Linked DNA regions of Homo sapiens: region 2 is linked to region 1. Evidence: read pairs that join two places in POLR2A ChIA-PET (ENCODE). Cell type or tissue: OCI-LY7. All regions are shown on one strand. Each heading gives the region's core, and the rest is flanking DNA. Links, peaks and the distances in the headings are about the cores only.

Region 1 (4,394 bases), core at 194-4,193:
GCCCAATCATTTGGTGGGGGTGACATCTTATGAGTACTGATCGGGCTCTGATTGAGGTCCTTGAGTAATTACTTTAAAAATGGAAAACAAATTGCAATTTAATTAACAACATCTTAAATCTAGGGCTGAGAGAGAGTGTGGTGGGTGGGGGTAGATAATGAGAGAAGTTCTTGGGGAAGGAAAGTTTGTGCATTTCAGCCTGCTCCGAGGGGTGTTCCAGCACTGTGTCTGGGTTTTGCAGGGTTTGTAGGCTTTTTGAGGGCCCTGGAAATAGGGGGCCCTCCTGGGCTGATAGTTCAGCTTGTAGGAATAAATGTGGAAATTCCGTTGCTTTGCTGGACATTGAGGGGACTCAGAAAAGCAGGGCATTGAATGGAGGAGTTGGAAGGCTGACTCGTCATATGGTCAGACTGTCCTTGTCATTGTGGTCAGAGCAAGAGGAAAGGCCTCTGGGGGAATCAACAAGTAAAGGGAGGGCCCCAGCAAGCAAGAGAACATGGATAGTGAGCCTCCTGTCGCAAGGAGGTATGCGACGAACAGTTTTGTAATCACAAGTTGAGGATGTGGTCAAGAATTTAAGATCATAGGCTGGGGGTTGGCGTCTGACAAACTCACAAATGGGCTCTGGTCTAGGCAGCCCAGAGCTCTCTCTGCCCTAGGCTTTGGACCTGCTTGGCTGTGCTTTGGCCGCCCTTCCATGCTTTGGGACCAAAGCCAGGCCTGCAAGTCTCTGGAGGCTGGGCCGACTTCTACTGGCCTGGAATTTGGATTTGAGTATGGCTTGAAATATCTGGACTGTTTGGAGGACTTGGACATTCTTTACTTGAAATGGAACATTAGGGTAATTTGTGAAATGTGTATGGAAAATGTCTGTGGCTGAGGGTGACAGGGGACATGAAATGGGGTGCAGTCCTGCTGGATTCAGGAGAGGCTGTTCTGATGGAGGACAGAAGACAAGGATTCAAATGATGGCTATGGGGCAGGATCTGATCAGTTATAGATGGGTTTTGGAAGGTCAGTGGAAGGAAACGCTTTCTGCTTATTAATGTCAGCAAGGCCTCCTGGAGGAGGAAGTGTTTTCGAGGGTGCAGACTGCGGGAAATGGGACAATAGGAGACAAGATTAGGTCATGGGGAGCCTGCAGTGCCCTGCTCAGGAGTTTGGATTTTATTCTGTAGCCTATAGAGAGGACAGAGGGTTGTAAGTAGCTCATTGACTCGATGCCTGTTCCTGTGCCTTGTGTCAGGCACCATGCCAGGCTCTTTACAGACACCCCATTGAAATATCACAATACTCTGCAAAGTAGCTGCTGCTGCTGGTCCCCTATCCCTGCCCCATTTTCAGATGAGGAAATAGAGGCTCAGAGGGGTGGAGTCACTTATAGAGCTGGAATTTGAACCCAGGCCTGAACTATTTCTGCCTTACTGTGTTGCTTCTCAGGGGTCTTTTGACCAAAGATGGGAGCAAGACTGGCAGAGTTAAGACCAGGCCAGAGATTGCGCTCATCATGGTCCTGCAGAAAGCTGACCACAGGCTGACTCAGGCAGCGGACTGACAGGGAAGGAGGGGGAAGCTGCAGGACTTTGTAGCTGTCTTGGCATTTGGGGTCGTCACAGGTGGTTTTAAGGTTTGGGGAATAACCCTTAAGGGGCAATATTACTGCTTTCAAATCCCTGAAAGGCCCTCTACAGGTAGGGGGCATAGTCTTGTCCTTCAGGGTTCCTGAGGATGGAGAAAGCAACAAGGGTGACAGCTCCAAGGAAGCTAGTCCGGAAGTAAGCTGCCCAGAAAGAAGGCGAGAACAGCATGGCTGAAGGTATGCAAAGAGCCTGGAGAGCTGCAGAGGCGGCAGGAGGATGCATCAGCAGGGGCAGGCCTGGGTGGCCACTCTCAGTTCCCTTTTCACCCAAGAATCTCAGCATTTGGATGGTGCCTGGCCCACCTCCACCCTCTGTTTTCTCATAGCTTTGGAGCTGCCCTTCCTGCACGTCCTGGGGAGTTCCATATGGCCTGGCCTGCAGAGCTCCACTGGGAGAGTCCTTGCCGTTTGGAATACACTCAGCCCAGCTGACTGTCAAGGGGCCCCTTGGGGATGTCTGGAGCAGTGGCCAGAGCTGGGCTAAGGACTGTACTTTCACAGAGGATTTGAACCCTCTGCTTCCATTTCTCATCTGTGAAATGGGGTCAGTCTCTTTTTCCTCACCTGTGAAGAAATAAGGCTAAATCATGAATCAGGCTGAATCAGTAGGGCTTAGGGCAAAAGGGCTGGTGAGTTTGTGGATTTGAAAGTGAAGACGCAGGCGGGGGTTGTTCCCCTCCTTCCCTGCAGTGGAGGTTAAAGGAGGCTCTCTTGGTTTCTGGGGGTCACCAGCAAAGTTGCTTTCTCTGTCTGTGGGGCTCTTACAAAGCTCTGCCTCACAGCTTCTGTCTTGGAGGTGTGGAGCTCAGTGGAAGAGGTGGATGTTTGGGGGCAGCGGTCCTGGACCCTGCGGCCTCAGGGCTAAAGCCAATTTGCCATCAAAATCCTTATCTAGATGGAGGAGAGTTTGTGCTAAGTTGCCTCCTGGCCCTTTTATTTCTACTCACCTTGTTTCTTGAATACAGATTGGATTAATCTAATTTTAAAATGTGCATGACGAATGAGCATTTGTTTATTTGAGGGCAATGTATGGGAAGTGCCTGCTGTGTGACTGCAGGGCCCCCTCTCCCACTCCCCCTCAACTCTCAAGCAGAACTGGCCTCTTTCCCTCTCTCTGGCTGTGCTCCTGGCCCCTCCTACCTCTACAAATCTGCTCATGGTGAAAATGCTGCACTCCAGTCACTTCCCCTTGCTCACCCTAAAATCCTCCCTACCAGTACACAGCTCCAGGGTCACCTCTTCCATGTAGCCATCCCTAATTCTCCAGAGCTGGCATTGCCTGCTCCCTCCTTTACATGTGTAGAACCTGTTACCTGGACCTCTCATGGGCCCTTCAGCTCTTAGCTTTGAACTCTAGCTTCCTAAAGACAAGTCTTATCTCCTCTAGGCTCTGTACTCTGGAGGCAGGGGCTGCACATGACCGCTTTCCAATGGGGGTGGGCAGTGTTGTAGAGTGGAATCAAAAGTCCTGGGTTCAAATCACCATTCTGCTACTACTAGCTGCATGATCTAGGGTAAATTACCTAAATTTCCCTGGACATCAGTTTCCTCAACTTCACAATGGGGATAATAATAGTTCTGTTTTGTTAGGGAGGTTAAGGAAATCAGTGCTTTGACATAGTAAGTGTGCAGTAAGTAGAAGCTGTTCAAAGATAACAGTTGTTATAATTATTGTTTGTAGCTAGAGGGGATCTGTCCTTTTAGAGATGAGAGAAAGAATCCCTGGAATTTGAGTTTCTGAACTTTCTGCCTAATGGCCTGAGATGGCATGTGCAGATGAGGAAACTGAGGCCTGGAGAGATAGAGCAATTTGCATGGTATGTGGGAACATCTGGTTTCATCTAGGAAGCTGGACAGGATTTCTTTTCTTTGTTATGCCTCTGTTTTTCTTCTTCCTTCCTGTCATCAAGCCTAAGGTGCTCAAGTTCCATGGGCTCAATCTCCTCCCTGGTGACCATGTTGAAGGATGTCTAAAGATTACACCAGATAAATTGGGCTGGCTGAGAAGGTCCCGCTGGGCTGGCGGCCCTGTGGCTGTCCTCGTAACCAGGGACCCGTACCCCAGACTGCATGGGCTGGAGCTTTTGGAGGCCTCCCACCCAGTCTCACTTTGCCTGGGAAGGGGGAGAGGATGGCGGCAGAGACAGGTGACATGGGCTTGGTCTTGGGGCAGGTGACTAGAAGATCCAGACAGAGCAAAGGTTGAGAGCCAGGCTCTGGAGCCAGGTGGCCTGTGTTCAGGTCCCTGCTGGGCTGCTTCCTATGTGTGAGACCTTGGGCAAGCTGTTTAGCTCTTCCTCTGTACAAAGGGGATGATAATTATCCCCATCTGACAGGATTTAGAAAGATAACACACTGTGAGCCCAATCTATGTGAATTATCGTTATTATTGTAGTTGATATTATTAACTAAGGAGTTCATTTAATCCTCACAACAGCAATGAGAGATAGGCACTATTATTATTCCCTTTTAGCAGATGTAGCAAGCAAGGCTTAGAGAGGTAGGTGGCCAGCCTGGAGAAGTTTAGTCCCAGGGGATTACAGTCAGGGCCCGCTGCTTTCTGAGGGGTTGCTCTGGCCAGAGGAGGTAGACTTGTGTGAGGTGCTGGAGGGCAAATCCAATGGGTAGATGGGCCAGGAGAGGCTGACTTCAACTCAGTGTAATGAGGAGACTTAAAAAAAAAATTAGAGCAAGCCAAGATGGAAGGGATTGTGTCTGCAGGGAGCGAGCTCCCTGTTTCTGGAGGTGGAAGCAG
Region 2 (4,394 bases), core at 235-4,234, 76 kb after region 1:
TTCTATACACTATAATGAACAATCCAAAAAGGAAGTTAAGAAAACAATTCTACTTATGATAGCATCAAAAAGAATAAAATATAGGCTGGGCGTGGTGGCTGACACCTGTAATCCCGGAACTTTGGGAGGCCGAGGCGGGTGGATCACCCAAGGTCAGGAGTTTGAGATCAGCCTGGCCAACATGGTGAAACCCCATCCCTACTAACAGTACAAAATGAGCCGGGTGTGGTGGCACATGCCTGTAATCCCAGCTACTTGGGGGGCTGAGGCAGGAGAATCATCTGAACCCTGTAGGTGGAGGTTGTGGTGAGCTGAGATCATGCTGCTGCACTCCAGCCTAGGCAACAAGAGGTAAACTCTCTCTCAAAATAATAATAATAATAATAATAATAATAATAATAATAATAATAATAAATATATAGGAATAATTTAATCAAGGTGGTGAGAAACTTGAATACAGAAAACTATAAAACATTTCTTGAAGAAATTAAAGATCTAAATGAATGGAAAGACATCCCATGTTTGATTAGAAGACTTAATATTGTTAAGGAATATACAGATTTTTTGCAATTCCTATCAAAATCCAATAGGTTTTTTTCCAGAAATGAAAAAAAAAATTCCTAATATGAAAATTCCTAATATTCATATGGAATTTCAAGAAACTCAGAATAGCCAAAACAATCTTGAAAAAAAATGACGCAGTTGTAGGATTCATGCTTTCTGATTTCAGAACTTACTGCAGGCCAGGCACGGTGGCTTACACCTGTAATCCCAGGACTTTGGGAGGCCGAGGTGGGTGGACCATCTGAGATTGGGAGTTCGAGACCAGCCTGGCCAACATGGCAAAACCCCGTCTCTACTAAAAATACAAAAATCAGCTGGACGCGATGGCGCGTGCCTGTAGTCCCAGCTACTTGGGAGGCTGAGGCTGGAGAATCACTTGAACTCGGGAGGCAGAGGTTACAGTGAGCCGAGGTCGCACCACTGCACTCCAGCCTGGGCAACAGAGTGAGACTCTGTCTCAAAAACAAAACACAACAAAACAAAAAAACAAAACTTCTGCAAATCTACAGTAATTATAACAGTGTGCTACTGGCATAGGATAGACATATAGACCCTGGGGTAGAATTGAGAGCCCAGAAACAAGCCCTCACATCTATTGCCAATTGATTTTTGACAAGGGTGCTAAGACCTTTCACTGGAGAAAGAATAGTGCTCCAAAACCTGGATATCACATGCAAAAGAATGAAGTTGAACCCTTACCACATACCATATGCCAAGACTAAGTGAGAATTGATCAAAGACTTAAATTTAAGAGCTAAACTTAGAACTATTAGAAACATCAGTGCAAATATCTATGACCTTGAATTTGGTAATGGTTTCTTAAATATGACACGAAAAGCACAGGCAACAAAGAAAAAAAATAAATTTGTCTTCATTAAAATTTAAAAGACTTTTGTGTGTCAAAGGACACCATTAAGGCCAGGCGCCATGGTTCACACCTGTAATCCTGGCACTTTGGGAGACCTAGGTGGGTGGATCACTTAAGACCAGAAGCTCAAGACCAGCCTGGGCATCATGGTGAAACCCCATCTCTGCAAAAAATACAACAATTAGCTGGGCATGGTGGTGTGCCTGTGGTCCCAGCTACTTGGGAGGCTGAGGTGGGATGACCCCTTCAGCCTGGGAAGTGGAGGTTGCAGTGAACCAAGATTGCATCATTGCACTTCAGCCTGGGTGACAGAGCAAGACCCTGTCTCAAAAAAGAAAGAAAGAAAAAAGGACACTATGAAGAGAGTTAAGAGACAATCCACATAACGGGAGAAAATATTTGCAAATCATATGTCTCATAAGGGCCTAATATCCAAAAAATATAAAGAACAACTCAACAACAAAAAGACAAACAATCCAATTAAAAAATGGGAAAATGACTTGAATGGATGTTTCTCCAAAGAAGACGTACAATGGCCAACACACTCATGAAAAGGTGCTCAACACATTAGTCATTAGTGAAATGCAAATCAAAACCACTTCTCACCTACTAGGATGGCTATAATTTTTTTGTTTGTTTGTTTTTTGTTTTTTGTTTTTTTTTTGAGACGGAGTCTTGCTCTGTCACCCAGGCTGGAGTGCAGTGGTGTGATCTCGGCTCACTGCAACCTCCACCTCCCGAGTTCAAGCAATTCTCCTGCCTCAGTCTCCAGGCATCCACCACCAGACCCGGCTAATTTTTGTATTTGTAGTAGAGATGGGGTTTCACCATGTTGGCCAGGCTGATCTGGAACCCATGACCTCAGCTGATCTGCCCACCTGGTCTTCCCAAAATTCTAGGATTACAGGCATAAGCCACCACATGTGGCCGGCTATATATATATATATATATATATATATATATATATATATATATATATATTTTTTTTTTTTTTTTAAGGAAAATAAGTTTTGATGAGGATGTGGAGAAATTGGAACCCTTATACATTGCTAGTGGGAATGTGAAATGGTACAGCTACTGTGGAAAACAGTTTAGTGTTTCATCAAAAGGTTAAACAGTATTCACAATAACCAAAAGCTGGAAAGAGCACAGGTGTCCATCAATAGATGAATGAGAAAATAAAATGTGGTATATAATACAATGGAATATTATTCCACCACAAAAAAGGAAGGAAGAAATTCTGATACATGGTACAACATAAATTAGCCTTGAAAACATTATGTGAAATAAAATAAGCCAGACACACAAAAAGACGAATATTGTCCGATTTCCTTTATACTAAATATCTAGAATAGGCAAATTCACAGAGATAAGAAGTAGGCTAGAGGTTACCATGGCTGAGGGGAGAGGGAGGATGGGAGTTATTGCTTAAGGAGCACAAAGTTTCTCCTTGGGTGATGGAGAGTGTTGACAATAGATAGTAGCAATGGTTGTGTAACATTGTGAATGTACTAATGCCACTGAATTGTGCACTTTAAAATGGTTAAAATGGCAAATTTTATGTTATATGTATTTCACCACAATAAAAATACATACATGGCATTCAAGGCAGCTCTGTTTATGTAAATTGAAATATAATTTACATACACAAAATAATAAAGTGTATAATTCAGTGGTTTTTAGCAAATTGTGCAACCATCACCACTATCTAATTCCAGAACATTTCATCACCTCAAGAAGAAACCTCATAGCAGTAAGTGGTCATTCCTCATTCTTCCCTTCTCTCAGGCCCTGGCAGACACTGAACCACTTTCTGTTTCAATGAATTGCATATTCGGAACATTTCCCATAAATGGAATCCTTCTTCCATATGTGGCCTTTTGTGCCTGGTTTCTTTCACTCAATGTGCTTTCAAGGTTCATCCATGTTGTAGCTTGTGTTAATACTTCATTTTTAATGGCTGACTACGATTCCATTATTGGTATGTTTGTTTATCCATTCATTAGTTGATGTACATTTAGGTTGTTTCCACTTTTTGGCTATTGTGAATAGTGCTGCAATGAATACTCATGTACAATTATCTATTTGAAATTCCTTTAGGTATAGACGTAGGAGGGAAATGCTGGGTCATAAGGTAATTCTATGTTTAACTTTTTCAGGCACCAGCAAACTTTTTGCCAGAGCAGTTGAATCATTTTGCATTTCCACCAGCAATATACAAGGGTTCCAATTTCTCCACATCCTCACCAAAACTTGTTTTTTCCACTTTATTTTATTTATTTTTGAGACAGAGTCTCGTTCTGTTGCCCAGGCGAGAGTGCAGTGATGGGATTATGGCTCACTGCAACCTCCTCCCCCCGGGCTGAAGGGATCCTCCCACCTTGGCCTCCTGAGTAGCTGGGACTACAGTTGTGCACCACCACACCTGGAAAATTTTTGTATTTTTTATAGAGACAGAGTTTTGCCATGTTGCCCAGGCTGGTCTCAAACTCCTGGGCTCAAGAGATCTGCCCACCTCAGCCTCCCAAAGTGCTGGGATTACAGGTGTGAGCCAATGTGCCTGGCATTATTATTATTATTATTGTTATTATTATTTAAGAGATAGCATTTTACTCTGTTGCGCAGGCTGGAGTGCAGTGGTGTGATCATTGCTCACTGCAGCCTCTAACTCCTGGGCTCAAGTGATCCTCCCCTCTCGGGCTCTCAAAGTGCTGAGATTACAGGTGTGAGCCTGGCCTCATTTTCCTTTTTTTTTTTTTTTTAAATTATAGCCATCCTAATGGATATGAAGTGGTACCACATTGTGGTTATTATTTGCATTTCCCTAATGACTAATGATGTTGATTATCTTTTTATGTATTTGGTGGACATTTGTATGTCTCTTTGGAGAAATGTTTGTTCAAGTCTTTTGCCCATTTTTGAATTGGCTTGGGGAGATGTGACCTGGATCAGGGTTGACTTG

Evidence for each region. Peaks named below come from ENCODE experiments on the same cell type or tissue, not always from the same donor. Only the 100,000 strongest peaks of a DNase experiment are listed, where the experiment ranks them.
Region 2: POLR2A ChIA-PET joins it to region 1 with 7 read pairs; 8 of 35 experiments call an interaction of 5 or more read pairs at or near these places.

The regions. Positions count from the first base shown.
Region 1 is chr5:150,488,197-150,492,590 of GRCh38, forward strand. No RefSeq gene overlaps it. Among named protein-coding and RNA genes, the nearest start is that of NDST1-AS1, 4.4 kb to the left of the region's middle. RefSeq lists enhancers at 1,635-1,814, 4,392-4,394. In OCI-LY7, for the core only: a CTCF peak has its summit at 1,671; DNase peaks (open chromatin) are centred at 555 and 1,855; H3K4me3 peaks cover 2,247 bases; H3K27ac peaks cover 3,627 bases.
Region 2 is chr5:150,564,342-150,568,735 of GRCh38, forward strand. No RefSeq gene overlaps it. Among named protein-coding and RNA genes, the nearest start is that of NDST1, 58 kb to the left of the region's middle. In OCI-LY7, for the core only: no CTCF peak of the experiment used is centred there; no DNase peak of the experiment used is centred there.